2 separate regions of the Mus musculus genome follow, and region 2 is linked to region 1. A link is a loop called in an ENCODE intact Hi-C map of the cell type or tissue named here. Cell type or tissue: left cerebral cortex. All regions are shown on one strand.

Region 1 (8,000 bases):
AGAAGAAGAAGAAGAAGAAGAAGAAGAAGAAGAAGAAGAAGAAGAAGAAGAAATACAAGCAAGAACCTGTAAGATAAGTTTGAAAATATGAAATAATAAGTGATTTAAGATTTAAGATCTGGAGGCTGGAGAGATGACTCAGAGGTTGAAAGCACTGGGTGGTTCAATTCCCAGCCCCCCATGGCAGCTTTAACTCCTGTTCTAGGGGATCTGACCCCCTTGCAAAGACATCCATGCAGTCAAAACACCAATGCACATAAAATAAAAGTAGTAAGTTATATTACAAGAGATTTAAGATCCTTTCATTCTTCCCAAATAAACATAAACAATTTCAAATGTGAAATTAGTTTATATAAGTTCACTGAATAGAGAATGGCTTTTTTTTTCTTCAGACCAAACATATTTTTGTGATACATGGGTTCTGCAGTCACCAGCTCAGACTCCAAAGGCATGACTTTGGATCCAAGGACCACACACTTCAAACATGAGGTCCTGGCTGGCTGGGGTTAGCCAGCCTTCCAGGGCAGCAGGGGATACTTGGAAGTATACATGCTATTTTCTCTTATCTTTTGCTCACAGTGTCCCTGGAGAGAATCTGAGTCCTGTCAGTGATGGGTTGTATTCGTGACTTACGATGCCAGGAAAGAGTATCCCAGAGCGGGCCAGGTATTTTCAAGAGGTCCACATTAGTGTTGACGGGTCCCACTTCAAATTTATAGACATTGAGAAAAAAAAAGCTTTAGAATATCTGAATCCCTAGCTATAATTCCTGGAAGTCTGGAAAGTCAGCACAACGGAAGGACAGTGGAAATAGGAGTCTTCCACGGACTCCTTTCCCAAAAGGCACGGCCTTCCCCTCCTGCGTTTTCCCCTCAGGTTGGATCAAAATGGCTCCTCCCAGTTCGATCACGTGGTGCGCTTTACCTGGGCGCTGGGCTTTGTTCCTCCGACTCTTCCTCCTACTCTTCAGCGTTACTTTGCAGGTCAACCCACCATTGGTCAACAGAGCTTCATGTTGTACGCATTTTCTATTGCATCGAATACTGCTTCACCAAAAGCAGTCATTTTGAGTTGAATTAGGGCAGATCTCATTGAGTTCTTCCATGCAAATCTGGACTCAGCTTCAACGACACAGTTTTGTATCTGTTTGCCTAATCTTCGATGCACAATTACCGACTGATATCCTTTTCAAATTGGGGGTGTATGGTTTGAACTTTGTTTCCTGTTCATGTCCATGTCCTTGGGGGACTCATCAATGCTGTTGTAAGCCTAGTGCTCTGCCTGTTTTCTTTCTTTTTTTTTTTTTTTAAAGTAAAATCGAAATCTATCTATTTATTTATTTTTATATATTTTTAACTATGTGTATATGTGTGTGTTCACATGAACGCAGGATGCCCGCCGAGTCCGGAAGAGGGCATTGAATCCCCCTGGAGAGCACTCCCATGGTGCTAGGAATCCAGCTTGGGTCCTCTACAAGGTGAGTGTGTGCTCTTAACCACCGACCCATCTCTGCAGCCTCTCTGTCATGCCTTTCTCTTGAAATCTTTTTAACAATTTCTGTGAGTTACACTCTTTTTATAAGTGATCTACCCATAGGGGCAGAGCCCAATACACGTCTTAATTGCTGTACGTTGGATTTGAGGTGCATTTTGGAAGAGACACAAACACTCAAACTTTAGCAGCCATGGCTTATGTTCCACTCGAGGCACCAGAGGGCCTCCTGATTGGAAACTGAGCAGCTGGTCAGGATTTGTTGATGGGGAAGTCGTTCTTGATCTCCTGGTCATCTACCCTTGGCTTCCTCAAAGTGTATAAAATGAAGTAATATCCTTGTTTGCTTGACATCTGTCTCACCCCTAGGGATGTCATATTCTTTATCGACATAGTCCTTTATGAGGGTGCCCCCCAGCTTCCTCTGACTTCACAATAACTGCACCTGCCTGGCTGGTGGTTCAGCACTTCATCTGGCCTCTGTTAGCTCAAGGTCCCACCACACACATAAGTACTGCATTAGTATTTTCTAGAGGAACAGAACTGATAGAATGAATATAATGAGCACAGAGAGGATTTATTAGGATGCCTTACAGGTTGTGGTCAGCCAGTCTAATCATGGCTGTCTTCCAATGGAAAGTCCAAGAATCCAAGAGTTGTTATGGCTCAGCTGGTCTGTGCTGGATCCTGCAGAAGTAGTCTCTGATGCCAGTGAAGGAATGCACTTGCCAGCAAGAGCAAGCAGGGAGAGAGAGAGAGAGAGAGAGAGAGAGAGAGAGAGAGAGAGAGAGAGAGAGAGCTCATTCTTCTTCCATGTCCTTTATTGAGGCTCCCAGCAGAAGGTGTGGCCCAGATCTTCCCACTTTAGAAGATCCAGATTAGGAGCTGAAGAGATGGCTCAGCAGTGAAGAGCACTGACTGCTTTTCTAGAGGTCTTGAGTTCAATTCCCAGCAACCTCTTAGTGGCTTACAACCGCCTGTACTGGAATCTGATGCCCTCTTCTGGTGTGTTTGAAGAGAGTGACAGTGTACTCACATACATAAAATAAGTAAATAAATCTTAAAAAGAAGAAGGAGGAGGAGGAGGGGAGGAGCAGGGGGAGGAGGAGGGGAGGAGGTGGGGAGGAGGAGGAGGAGGAGAAGAAGAGGAAGGAGGAGGAGGAGAAGGAGAAGAAGAGGAAGGAGGAGGAGGGGAGGAGGAGGAGGAGCAGGAGAAGAAGAAGGAGAAGAAGAAGAAGAAGGAGAAGAAGAAGAAGGAAAAGAAGAAGAAGAAGAAGAAGAAGAAGAAGAAGAAGAAGAAGAAGAAGAAGAAGAAGAAGAAGAAGAAGATCCAGATTAAAAGTGGGTTCTCACACATCAATTAATTTAATTACAAAAATCTCTCACAGGTGTCCATAGCCTCCTCTTGACTTTTAGCTACTTGTAGATGTATTCAAGTTGACAAACAAGACTAGGTCCCGCAAGTATCAAGCAGCCCAATGCTGCAGTGATGTCTCCCGCTGCAGGTCTAGAAAGTCAGCACTGAGCTAGTTCATTGTCACACAGGAAGGCAGACAGAAGTAGAGTGGATCCCCAGTCCCATGGTTCCTTATTGCCTCAGGGGCTGAGGCAGCTGCGTAAGACATCCAGGACGTCTTAATTCCACTATGACTGCATCAGGTCACACCTTAGCTCACATCGGTGGCTGTGGGTAGGAGGGACTACCGATGACCCTCTGACAGAAGGAAAACACAGGCTGTGCAAAGGTACGAGTCACAAGAAGACAGGGACTGCATTGTGGCTGCATCTGGGGGAAGCCCCGAGGGCAGCTAAGGAACCTCCCAGGATGTCTCATCTCTCTCCTGTAGACAGAATCCTTCTCCTCACCTTGCCCTTTGCTGATGAATCAATCTATCATATGGCTACCTGTTGCTTAATTTTTCTACTAAGCATCTATCTAGGTGCCATTTTTTTAAACTGTTATCCATCATCTATCTATCTAGAGTTTATTGATCTACTCATATCTATTTGCCTGCCATCTATTAGTCATCCTTTAACTATCTCTTATCTATCTTTTTTTTTTGAGACATAGTTTCACACAGGTAGCTCAGGTTGGTCTGGTAACCACTAAGAAACCTAGGTTGGTCTTGAACTCCTAGCCTTAACTTGAATTACAGGTGTGTGCTTCACACCCACTTCAGCTCTCTGCCTCTTTCTGTAGCTATATATTGTCCAGTTAAGTTTTATCTAAATATCATGTGTCATCCTCATTATTATTATCAATGCGTCTGTTTATCTGCCATCTATTAATTTATCTTTCGATCATCTGCCTACTATTTTCACATAATTTTTGTTAATTGACCTGTCTAGTGATTTATCTATCATCTTCAATCTTTCTACATAGCGGTTCATTGGCAGTAATAAAGGCCTCAAAAGAGACACACCAGAAGTTCAGGGTCACAAAGGCAGGAACATAGGCTTGTGGGTGGGCTGCAGCAGTGAGCACAAGGCATGAAGTTGTCTACTTCAGGATGCTTCCGGGACGCTTCCATTGAAGAGGAGTTAGACAGCCATGTCTTTAAAAGCATTCACTCTTGATTGTAATTTGTTGTTTTATGAATTACATCTTTAATTACTATGATGTAATATAGTTGTGCTAATAACAACAAAACAAGCAAAAAAAAAAAATTCTTCTTTTTCCAGATGAAGAAAGCTGACTCTCAGAGGTGAGAAATCACTTTGTGGTCCCTTGTTAGGACGTGCAGGGAAAAGAGTCCGCCAGCAGGGGGCGCCCACCTCTTCTGGTCCGCGTCAGTCCACCTACCTGCTCTAGGCAGCCCTCCGCCATCAGTTTGGGCTCAGGCCAATGCTAAGGTGTCTTTTCTCTTAACATCTCTGTGTCTCCATTCGCAACCACACAGGGTTGCTCATCGCGTGCTCACTCTGTAACTCCCTTGCTACTGCAGGTTACGTCCAGAAATGGACAGTGGCAGCGTTCAGCTAGGCATGGTCAATAAGCTTAGTATTGATGGTAACCTTTTCCATAACCCACACATGCAGCTTATCATGGAGGTTTATCTCTGTAGCAAAAATACTTACTTTATTCCAATGTGCCTTTGGGGTGCGTATAATATTCAGCAGGACACAATTTTCCTGCAGTTTCTCTTTTTCTCCTTTTGTTTATTATGGTGAGTTAAAAGTTCATCCAACCTTTGAGGTCAGCCTGGTGTACAGAGTGTATTCTAGGACAGCCAAGGATGCAGAGTCAGGAGACCCTGTCTTGAAAAAAAAATACAATAAAATCATCCAACCACCACAAATTTGTATTGCTTTCCTTCCAGGAGTCAGCCTCTATGCACAGCTCCCCTAACTAAAATCCCAACTCTCCTGGGGCTGTAGTTCCTGGAAGAAATACAAACAATAAGCAAAATAACAAGGAAACCATGTAATTTCTTGGTCAGCAATAAATACTACAAAAAGAAGAAGGGGGAGAAAGAGGAGAAGGAGGAGGAGGAGGAGGAGAAGGAGGAGGAGGAGGAGGAGGAGGAGGAGGAGAAGAAGAAGAAGAAGAAGAAGAAGAAGAAGAAGAAGAAGAAGAAAAAGAAGAAGAAGAAGAAGAAGAAGAGGAGGGAAGATTAAGGAGGTGAGTCACAGGGAGGTGGATCCGTTTATACTATGGAAAAAGTCACAGAAAAGGCACAAGTTAGTGACATTTGAATCAAGACAAGATGATGAGAGTCAGCTCTGTGGGGGGTAGAGTTCTCTCTCTCTCTCTCTCTCTCTCTCTCTCTCTCTCTCTCTCTCTGTGTGTGTGTGTGTGTATAGATATTCTAAGGAACAGGAAATTCAGGGAGACCACTTGGCAGGGGGCTTCTGTGCCTGTAGGGGGTTAAAGAGGTTATGTGAGGTATGGGAAGAGTGTGGTACCTGGTGGTGAGGTGGAGATCTTAGGTCCTTGTAAAGCCACAGGGGTGACATCGGTTTTGATGTGAGATGGGACACCACTTCCACCAGACAAACATGTGCAAGGGGACTGTGCAGGACGGCGTCTTCCCTGTGGAATGTTTCAAATGTCATTTCTCCTCCATCTGGGACTCAGAATCATCTGAAAATCCTGTGTTCCCTGATGGTGGAGGTGGAGGATAATTGTTCTCGCAACAGTACATCCCTTGGCTCCTGTGGACCTCGGCAGGCACAACTGTGTTGAGAGTACGTTCCTAGAGGGGCAACCGGCATCTTGTGTGAAAGAATGTATCGTTTCACTCAGAATGTCATTGTGGAGGACGCTGGGAGGCAGTTGTGGGGGGTTGGCACGGTGTCACCGCCCACCTCCCATCACATTGAAGTTGTCACACACCCTAGAGCCCAGAACCACCCTCACCTCCCCCCACAGATAAGAGTTAAGATGATGTCCTAGGCTGAGCACCTGCAATGAGCCAGGAACACAGGTGTGGGGACACATCTGTATGTGTGCCTGTTTGTGTGTGGATCACATGTGTGCAGTGCTCAAGGAGGCCAGAAGGGGGCATCAGATACCCTGAAACTGGAGTTACAGATTGGAGAGCGAGGTGGTTTTGGCTTGGCATAAAAGCAAGGGACTCCAGTTAGGTGAGATGATGGTGGTTGGAATAAGGTGACAGGAGAGCCGCAGGTGGCCACAGATGGGCGTGGTTTGTCTGATAGAAGAGATAGAGACAAGGATTAAGGAGGTGAAGAAGCAAAGGATGACTGCTTGATATTTGGGTGAACTTGAGTGAAGCCCAAGAAAAGAGAACGGAGAGGTGTGGGTGGTAGCCCCAGATGAGGTCTGAGGTCTCATCAGATGGCTTGCTGAAATGAAGTCAGCCCATGAGACTTGGAACGAGGAAGAGGTCCAATCTAGCGGTCAGACCTGAGACTCATGATATCTAAGAGAGGCACGTGTGGGCTTTGGGACATTTTGGGTTAACTTCTCTGAGACTGGCTCCCATTGGCTCATTTATCTGAATGTTTGTTCTGCAGTGGGTGGAGCTGTTTGGGGAGGACTAGGAGGTGTGGCCTTGTTGGAGGAGGAGTGTCGCTGAGATTTTAAAAGCCCATGCCATTCCTAGTTTGCTTCTCTCTGCCTTGAGGTTCTTATCTCACACTTAAGCTCTTAGCTACTGCTACAAAGCCAAGCCCGACTGCTTGCTGCCATGCCTCCTATCAGCCCGGTCTTAGATCCCACTATCCGCAGGAACCACAGACCCCAAACTAAATGCTTTCTTTTATAAGGTGCCTTAGTCATGGTGTCTCCTCACAGCAATAGAAAAGTCACTAAGACCAACGAAAGTGCAAGCAAAAATAGACAAGTTTATAATATATCAGGGACTAAGCTAAGCGCTACTTTGAGTGGTAAGAAAACTGAGGCACAGAGGTGCGATGACACCGTTCCCTATTGGGCAGTCATTGTTGTTGCAGTATTGGTGAAGCCAGGCTGCCCATGCATCTGCCATTATGACTGAGGAACCCCTATTCCTAAGCCTTTGCACTGAGCACAGTCCACAGCTGGCTGTGTGACAGGAATCACAGTGGCCATGAACTCTGGGGACACGTTTCAAATCCAGAGTCTGCTATTCGCCGGTTGGGTTGTTTTGCTTGTGGAGAACAAACATAGATTTCTCAGGTCGTCTCTCAGGCATCATTCCTCCTGCCTTCTGCCTTTGCTCTGCTCTCTCTTCTCAGGCTACCGTGCCACTCCTGCCAGCCTAACCCGTTCTAGCCAACTCTCATCTCTTGGCAGTGCCAGGCTGATTATTTCTAATTGTCTTTGACTGCTTCCAGCTGGGTCTTGTAGCTGGGCATACCGTGGGAGCACACCAACAGTGTCTCAGCCATATGGAAGGAGGAACAGGAGAGAAGGAAGAGCAAGAAGGAAGCGGCTGGCACAAGTCAACTGAGCCAGCTTCCCCGGGGTTACCTGGCCTCTGGTAATGAATGATGATATTTTGAAAGGGTTAACTCCACCAGGTTTGAGAATGGCCTCTCTTTGATAAATGATTAAATCGGCTGAGTCCCCAAAGGCAACACTGTAGCAGTACCTTTAGAAAGTCATTTGTAACATCAAACTGAGGGCAGATGGGGGTCTTGCTGTCCTCAAGCAAGAAACTGTCACTGGACACTCTGGAACTGATTGCCTTTTTGCACTCAGTCAACAAATACTCTTTAGACAGGTCTGCAGCTCAGACACTATGCTGGGTACCGAAAGGGCAAAATGCAAACCAAACAGGCACAGCCCCTGTCCACTGAGTCTAAAAAGAAAGACAGCCAGTAAGCAACATGGAGGATAGAAGGCAGATGCGAAGCTGAGTGGAATGCCCTGAGAAGAACCGAGGGTCCATCATCTATGGCAGCTCGTTGGTTGGGAAGGACTTCTTCTAATGGAACACATATGTTGGGTGAAAACCACCCAGAAGCAGCAGTTGGAAACTCTCTCTCTCTCTCTCTCTCTCTCTCTCTCTCTCTCTCTCTCTCTGATGTGATGTGATGTGCATCTGAGTGCAGGTGCCTTT
Region 2 (8,000 bases), 51 kb before region 1:
ATGGTTGTGAACCACCATGTGGTTGCTGGGAATTGAACTCAGGACCTTCAGAAGAGCAGTCAGTGCTCTTAACCGCTGAGCCATCTCTCCAGTTTTAAGTCCCTTAGGTCTTTATAGCCTCCAGCAGTGCTGTTGATCTCTTGCAGTGGCTGGTCTTGCAGTCTTTATACACACACTCTCCACTTTCTGATCTTACAGCTTTTCGTCCTCTGGAGTCTCTGCCACTGTTCTTTCTATGCCGCCTTCCTTCCCTGATGATCTGTCCCGAGTGCTCTCTGGAGCTCTTTAGTCTGCTTCTCGTGTGGTCCTGGACCAAATGCAAGGGAGGAAAGGGGAAGGCATCTCTTCCAGCTTCCATCCCTCTCCATTTCCTCGTAGTGCAGCTGCCTCTGGTCCTCTTCCTTGTCCTCGATGTTTCTTTGGCTCTTGCTGCCAGCCCCTCCCTGCCACAAGGGACTGTACCTCAAACTGTGAGCCAAAGCCAACCTTCCTTTCTTTAAGTTGCTTTTGTCTCAGCACTGGGATGGTAGAGGAGGAGGAAGATCATAAGTTTGAGACCAGCCTGGGTTCCATAGAGATTTCCAGGCCAGTCTACACTAGATAGCAATACCCTACATCAAAACAACATAAACAGCACAGAAAAATCAAAATCTGAAAACCAGCCATCCCCTTACAGCTGGACTTATTTGAAGGGAAAATAAACATTAAATGGTGTTTACAACAGAGACAAACAGTAACCTTAATACTCCATGAAGCAACTCTTTGACAATGTCATGTGCACGCTTGTGTGCACATGTGTGTAAATGTGTGTGTATTGTATATGCATATATGTAAATGTATAATATGTATGTGTGAGCTATATATCGTGTATTTATTTTGCTCTCTCCACTGAGTCCCTTCTTACCCACAAGTCACCCTCCTACCTTCATGACTTTATTTATTTATTAATTATTATTATTATTATTTTGATTATATGTAAGTACACTGTAGCTGACTTCAGACACACCAGAAGAGGGAGTCAGATCTCATTACAGGTGGTTGTAAGCCACCATATGGTTGCTGGGATTTGAACTCAGGACCTTTGGAAGAGCAGTCAGTGCTCTTAGCTGCTGAGCCATCTCACCAGCCCCCTTGATGACTTTTTATTTTGGTGACACAATGAATTCAATTAAAATTGCTTTTATGAGCATGGAGAGGTGGGGAGTTATTTACTGGCATGTGGCGGTTTAACAGCGGCTACTCCACTGCAGCAGATCACCACTGTGAATTCCTACCTACTGTGGCCATATCACGTCCAGATGACAGCATTTCACGCATTCTTCGCTGTCTTCTGGCTCTTAAGTTGTTTGTTCCCTAGAGTCTTGGAGGTTGATCAGGTGATACTGATGTTTGTCTTAGGGTGAGCCGCTTGGTGGTCAAGGTCAGCTTTTCTCAGCGCTTTGATCAGAGGTGAGTCTCTGTAATAATTACACCCCCACCCCACCCCCGTGAAGAGAAATCTCGGTGAGTGAGGCTAAAACAGCTCCAAGTTATGGATACAAACATTAGTCTTAATACTTGGAACAGCATCCAACAAGACCCACATATGCTAGGCAAGCACTCTCCCAGAGAGCTGCATCCCGACCATTGGGAAAGGATGGATTCTATCTGCTCATCTCCCCCAAGGACTCTATGGAGTAAAACACTGAAGACAAGGAGAGGTCTCACAAGGAGAGGTTGATGTTAGGCTGTGGTCTGCAGAACAGGCTGGCTCACTGATGTTGTTTCAGGTATGGGTCATAATAATTTTATCCACACGAGTTCTTGGCATACAAGTAAATAACATTAAGGATGGGAGACTTTTTCTCCTATCAAGATGGAGAAAGAACATATATCTCCTTTGGGAGATGACAGTAGCCCCCCCGCATCTAGCTATTAGAGCAGACTGAAAGGCTTCAAGTGAAAACTTTAAAGAACATCAATGTAAGAAGACAGAGTGATAATGTGGAGTTTGTAGAAACTCTTTTTCCTATCTCTGGAATCCAACACAGGGGCTCCACTAGAAACAGCAATGGAAGAAAAACTTCCTGCTCCTCGCACGGCCCTGACCTCAGTCGTTCATTGACAGATGATTGTTTCTTTATTTATGTATATATGTGAGTGTCTGTACGAGTGTCTACCGTGTGTGTGTGTGTGTGTGTGTGTGTGTGTAGATGTCTACAGAGGCCAGAGGAGGGTGTTGGATTTCCTGGAACTGGAGTTACAGGCAGTTGAGAGCTGCCTGATGTGGGTGTTCAGAACTGAACCTGGGTTCTCTGGAAGAGCAGCTGGCTCTCCTGACTACCCAGCCATCTCCCCAGCTCCACCTGAGCTCTGTCATCAGAAGAGAGAAAGATAACAAAATTCTATCTAATTGCTGCCCAGGTTAGTATATACTCACTAGACCCTCCAAACACACGTTGAACTGAATCCAGAGAGCGGGATGCTCGTAGCTGGGGGGTGGGGGGCTGGTTCTGTCTAGTATGCTCATATAGTCACATATCCATGTGTGATCTGCATGTTGTGTTTATTGAGGGTCAGTTGTGTGAGCTCTTGAGCCTCTTTTGAGTGTTTGTTTTATTATTTTGTATGTATGTATGTATGTATGTATGTATGTATGTATGTATGTATATATATTTATTTATTGAGACAGGGCTCCTCTGTGTAGCCTTGGCTGTACTGGAACTTACTGTAGACCAGGCTCATCTTGAACTCACAGAGATCTGCGTGCCTCTGACACCTCAGTGCTGGGATTAAAGGCGTGTGCCAACACTGTCCAGCAGCTCTGAGCCTCTTTCTGCCACCGGTACTCATAACAGCAGCTAATTAAATCATATAAGTGTTACATGATCCATTTTATTCAACAAATGGAATGTGTACAGATGCCAGGCGTGGTCTTCCTGTCCAGAATAAGTCAGTGAATGAAGAACAAAGACACCTTCTCTCCATATCATCTATACTTTATTCCAGAAGATACAAACTACCTTTTAGAGAGCTCAGTTGAATGCTTGGGTAAGACCCAACATATGTAAATTGCTCAAACTGTTGCTTAATTTGGTGTGTTTGAGACAACTGTAAGAAGATTGGAAGAAATACTTCAACATTCTGGAAGGATTCCACTCTCAGAATACTCCACAAGTGTCCTTAAATTCTTCTTCTATTTTAGGAAAATCAAAACTAGAAAAGCACAAAAACAGTTTATAAAAAAAAAATTCAAAACCTCAATGACATTCAATCAACAGACCCAAAAGAAGGCCTTATGTCCGCACAAAGCGTTTAAGGTAAATATTTGTTTATTCTTTTCCTTTTTCAAAATGAGTTTTTTTTTTTTTTTTTACTGTGCAAGGACTCCTAGTTCCAACTGGGTCAGGTGATTTCCTCTCCTGGCGTTTGAAGACCTCTTCAATCAGAATTGCTAGGGAACAGCAGTTTTGAATTGGGGATTCTGGATGTGGCCTCTGGGCATCTGCAGTTAGACAAGCTTTGTGGGGACCTACTCCAGAAGTGTGGCTGCCATTGGCTTTTACCACTCGGAAAAACCTCTGGGTCGCTCTGTGTCGCTATGTCTCTGTGTCTGTCTGTCTGTCTGTCTGTGTCTATCTCTCTGTCTCTCTCTGTCTCTCTCTCTCTTTCTGCCATCCTCTGGGTCTTTCTTGAGACTTTGAAGACCAGAGGCCTACACAGCAGTCACTGGGGAGACCCAGCCTATGTTTACAAGGCCAAGCCTCTCAGCCATCTCAGTGTGAACTGTGTCAAAGGAGAGACCTGGTATCGAAGGAAAAACTGAACATGTGGTTGTATGTGTGTACATGTTTGTGCACATGCGTGTCGAAGCCAGCCATCAATGCTGGATATCTTTCTCAGTTGCTCTTCACCTGACACTTCTGACACAGAATATCTCACTGAACCTGGAGATCATTGACTTAGCTGGGCAAGTGCGGAGGCTCTTGTCTTCTTTTTTTTTTTTTTAAAACCTGGGCTCTAGAGGATCAACCTCAGGCCTCATGCTCACACAGCTGGCTCTTTACCAACTAAGCCATCTTGCCAGCCCTCAGTGTGTGATTTTTGTACCCAAATTAGGCGTCCCAAGGAAATTAAAAGGTGGTAATCTTAAACCCTTTATTACCTTCAGATAAAATCAGCCTGTGACTGAGTTACATGCACAACTATACAGCGATACGGGATTATTATAGTTGTGTAGCAGTCCCTACAGATTCTTAAAGATGGTGAGAGTCTCAGGTTGGCCCAGGAGTCTGGGTGGACTGGACACAGGACTTAGAAAATTAAATCTGAGATGGTCCTGGACAAACTGGGAAAGTTGGTCACCATAGAGAATAATCAACTTAGGAGCAAGCACAGAAGAGGAGAGCTTTGTGGAGGAGGATGTCTGAGTGGGCGTTCAGCCTGGAAGAATGGATAGCCACCCAGAGTTAGGGAGCAGAGAGAATTCTAATTCAGACGCATGAGCCGCCCCAGAATTCCTGGCACTGTTTGCTTAAATCCAGGTATTTTAAACGTGGCGTGTTCTTAGCCATCACTTGGCGTGTTGCTACAGGAAGTGTGATGGAGCTAAGTGGTTCAGCTGCAAGCTGAAGCGGTAACAATTTCGACTCACACCCACCTCAGAATACAGGTTAATTAGCTGCTGTTTGCAGAAGCCTCAGGAGCAGGCAGCATGCCCCCCTCCCGGCCCCCCCTCAGATATTATTAGCCACTTAGCGACACCTTGAACGTGTTAAACCCTATTTCTGTACTTCTACCAGCCCTTGCTTCTTCAGACTTCTTTGAAATAGCAGTTCCTGCAGATTTCAGCACAAGCGTCTCGCTAGAGCCAAAGGAACCACAGTGCCCATCATGTGTGTGACTTGGTTCCAAACCAACCCCAGGGCTGCAGGACCATCTTCCAAACACACAAGCCACAGTCTTGTTGAAAGGTTGTTGCATCTTCTCTCTGTGAAATAGTCATAGATACCTTTTACATACATTGCTCATGTGTCCTTTTTTAAAATATACATATATGTAACACCATAGATCAGGTGATAGGTGGTCACAAGATATCAAGTACCATTTATCTTTGTGTGTGTGTGTGCCCACATGTATGCATGCATGCGTGCATATGAGTGGTGTACTTGTGGGTATATAGAAGCTAGAGAATGACACCTGGCAAAACCAGAACACTATACAGTCTTCAGAAAGACAGCTTGGGGCCTCTCTCCTGACACCTCTAGGCACATGCACTGTGTCCTTTAGCTATGGAGAGTGTCCCCAGTCACCTTCAATATGAGCTATTCCTGTTAGGCTCCTGTACTAAGGCTTATTTGGCAGGTGATGGGCCTTTGTGAAGTCACTGGACTCTGAGGGATGTGACCTAGTTAGCAAATGATCAATCTGCTGATGAATTTGTTAGGAAGTGGTAGAGACTGGGAGGCAGGGTCTGTCTAGAGGAGCTAGGTCACAGCAACATGTGGCTGAAGAGTATGATTGCGTCTGGTGCCTTCTCATCTCTCCCTTTGCTTTATAGGCACTGCAAGGTGGGCATGTTCGCTCTACCATGGCCTGAAATCACTGGAGCCAAACGCTGGATGAACCATGAAAGAAACCTCTGAAGCTGAGCTCCCTCCCAGCAGACTTGAGACAATTGGCCTCTGGCCATTGGTTTTCTTTTGCTTTAGAAGTAGCGAGTCCTCTTGGTTGGAGGGAGCCTCCTTAGTGTCGACAGAGCTATCTGGTTATTTTTGCTTTCTTCTCTCTGTCCTTCATGGTCTTCTTTCATTTGAGTGGATGGAAAACCTCCTAATGATATCTTAAAATGTTGTTTTCCTCTCACACACTCAGCAGTCTGTATTTCCCTAACACTCGTTCGAAGATCAGAATACATCTCGATAGTCATGGTAGGCATTAGTCAGTTATGGGTTGGACCTGCCCGGTAGACGTTTCTGTCATCATGGAACTGTTCTCTGTTTCCACTGTCTACAGAAGCCACAGGCATCCTTGTGTGCTTCAGATATGACTAGTGCCAACAAGAAACCACAGTTTAAGTTTTATACAAATTAAAAATTTAGATGGCTCCATGCAGCCTGCAGTTGCGGTACAGGGCAGTACAATTATGTGACACATAGGTACTGTCTGCTTTCTCCTCCAGTTCCTGGTTGCAATGTCACCCAGGTCCACTCCTTCCCTGTCTCTAAGCTCCTTAATACCAAGGAAGTAAGCACTCAGCTCTGTGCCCTCTGGTTTCTGCGACTCTCAGACTCCTTTGCAGGTCGAGTGGGAGGGAGGGCTGGGCAAAGCTTGTAGAAACGTCAGCTACCCAGGTGAGAAAATTCCGGTTGCTTTGCATTCTCTTTATTGACACAATAGGGTTACCTGGTTCAGAGGAGGGCAACAGCTAAATCTTAAAATGAGACACCAGAGTCACAGGTGGATCACATTTCTATTTCATTTTAACGTGTGTTTAAACTAATATAAGCCATTAGAGTGGCGCCTACTTGAAAACAACATATTATCAACATTTTAGAAGAAAGCTTGTGGGAATGGTAAATACACAACCAGAAAATAATCCAAAGAACGAGCTCTGCATTTGCACAGAGGAGGGCAGCGAGCGCTGTTCTCAAGCCTCCAGCGGAGGCTCCATCTCTTTGGGATGGAATAAGCTGACCAGGACTCGGGATGAAGGGGAAGATTGGGAAAGGTGGTTTACACAATGGTGTCCCTGAGAGAACACTGGGATAGGGTGTTTCTCAGGCAGTGAAACACTTATTCTGTGAGCAGTCTTCAAAGTCAAGTTAGAAGTCCTGCGAAGAGGAGCTGCCTAGAGACAACAGTGCAGAGATGCCATGCATTGGGGAGGATCCAGGGTGGCCCAGTGGCATTGACGGTAAGGTAGAGGGTCTGCTTCAGAGTGGGTCAGATAGAGACTATGTAAGGGACAATTCTCCAGCTTGAAGGAAAGTCAAGAAGCCTGCTGATTTGGTTCCCAAGGGTCTCTCCTGGCTTCCTGGAATCTTATCGCCGTGCCTTCACACCAGAGAGAGAACTACGGTTCCTTCCTCCTCTTATAAGAATTGAGGATCCCACCCCCTGACCTTATGAAAGCTTCGACATGAATCTGGCCTGCTCACACCTTTGGGTCCCAGGGTTGCAGCATTCAGGACTGAAATAAATTTCTGTTAAGCCACCTGCTCTGATACATTGTGACAGTAGCCATAGCAGGCAGATGCTACCATTATTGTGATGTATCCATTAACCTTCCACACGGATGTCTATGCCCCCCCTATGTAGAATGTGACAGTCCTAAAGAGGCCTAGGCTGGTCAAAAAGAGAGGCTTGGGATTGAACATGGAGATGGGGACTCTGTGGGCTGGATGCTACGGATGGGAATATATGGCACCTAACAGATTGCACCCAGCAGCAAACAAGACCCAGGCCCCAGGAACAGGCTCTGTCTCAGGAGAAGCAGAACATTGCTCTTCTGAATAGATCCCACTGTGCCCCGAATGCATCACAAAAGGATGTGTGGGAACCATATCCTCTGATGTGACAGTACTGGGAAGGGAAGACTTACAGGAGGTGTCAGTGACAAGGACGTGACCCTCGTGAACAGACCACTGCCTGTTACAGAATGCTGGAGTCTGCCGATTAAGCTTGATGTCTCTGTTGTTCCTTTCCCCTCCTCTGTGTGATGTCTTCCCCTTCTCATGATGGCATCGAATACAAGTCCTTCCATCCTGGACCTTGTAGACTCCAGAAATGCACTAATTACATTTGCATTTGCTGCACATTATCCAGACTCCAGGGTTCTGTTATTGCAGTACAAATTGCACTAAGAGCCATCTAGCAAAATCCTCTCATTTATGTATGGCTGTCTACACGTGTAACTAAAGTGGGAGACTTGTTTAGTTTGTAAATTACAACTCAAATAAACTGTCACGCAAGGGAAACGAGCCATAGCAAAATAAATACAGAGTGGTCCAAGTAACGGA

The links. A loop is a pair of places that touch in the nucleus more often than their neighbours do. Peaks named below come from ENCODE experiments on the same cell type or tissue, not always from the same donor. Only the 100,000 strongest peaks of a DNase experiment are listed, where the experiment ranks them.
Region 2: it touches region 1 in a loop (2.0-fold over the local background); 2 of 42 quality-filtered maps call a loop at or near these places.

What each region holds. Positions count from the first base shown.
Region 1 is chr16:90,375,831-90,383,830 of GRCm38, forward strand. No RefSeq gene overlaps it. Among named protein-coding and RNA genes, the nearest start is that of Hunk, 6.6 kb to the right of the region's middle. In left cerebral cortex, CTCF peaks have their summits at 4,250 (motif pointing right) and 5,986 (motif pointing right); DNase peaks (open chromatin) are centred at 4,264 and 5,994.
Region 2 is chr16:90,325,218-90,333,217 of GRCm38, forward strand. No RefSeq gene overlaps it. Among named protein-coding and RNA genes, the nearest start is that of Scaf4, 45 kb to the left of the region's middle. In left cerebral cortex, no CTCF peak of the experiment used is centred here; DNase peaks (open chromatin) are centred at 3,044, 3,373, 4,476 and 4,830.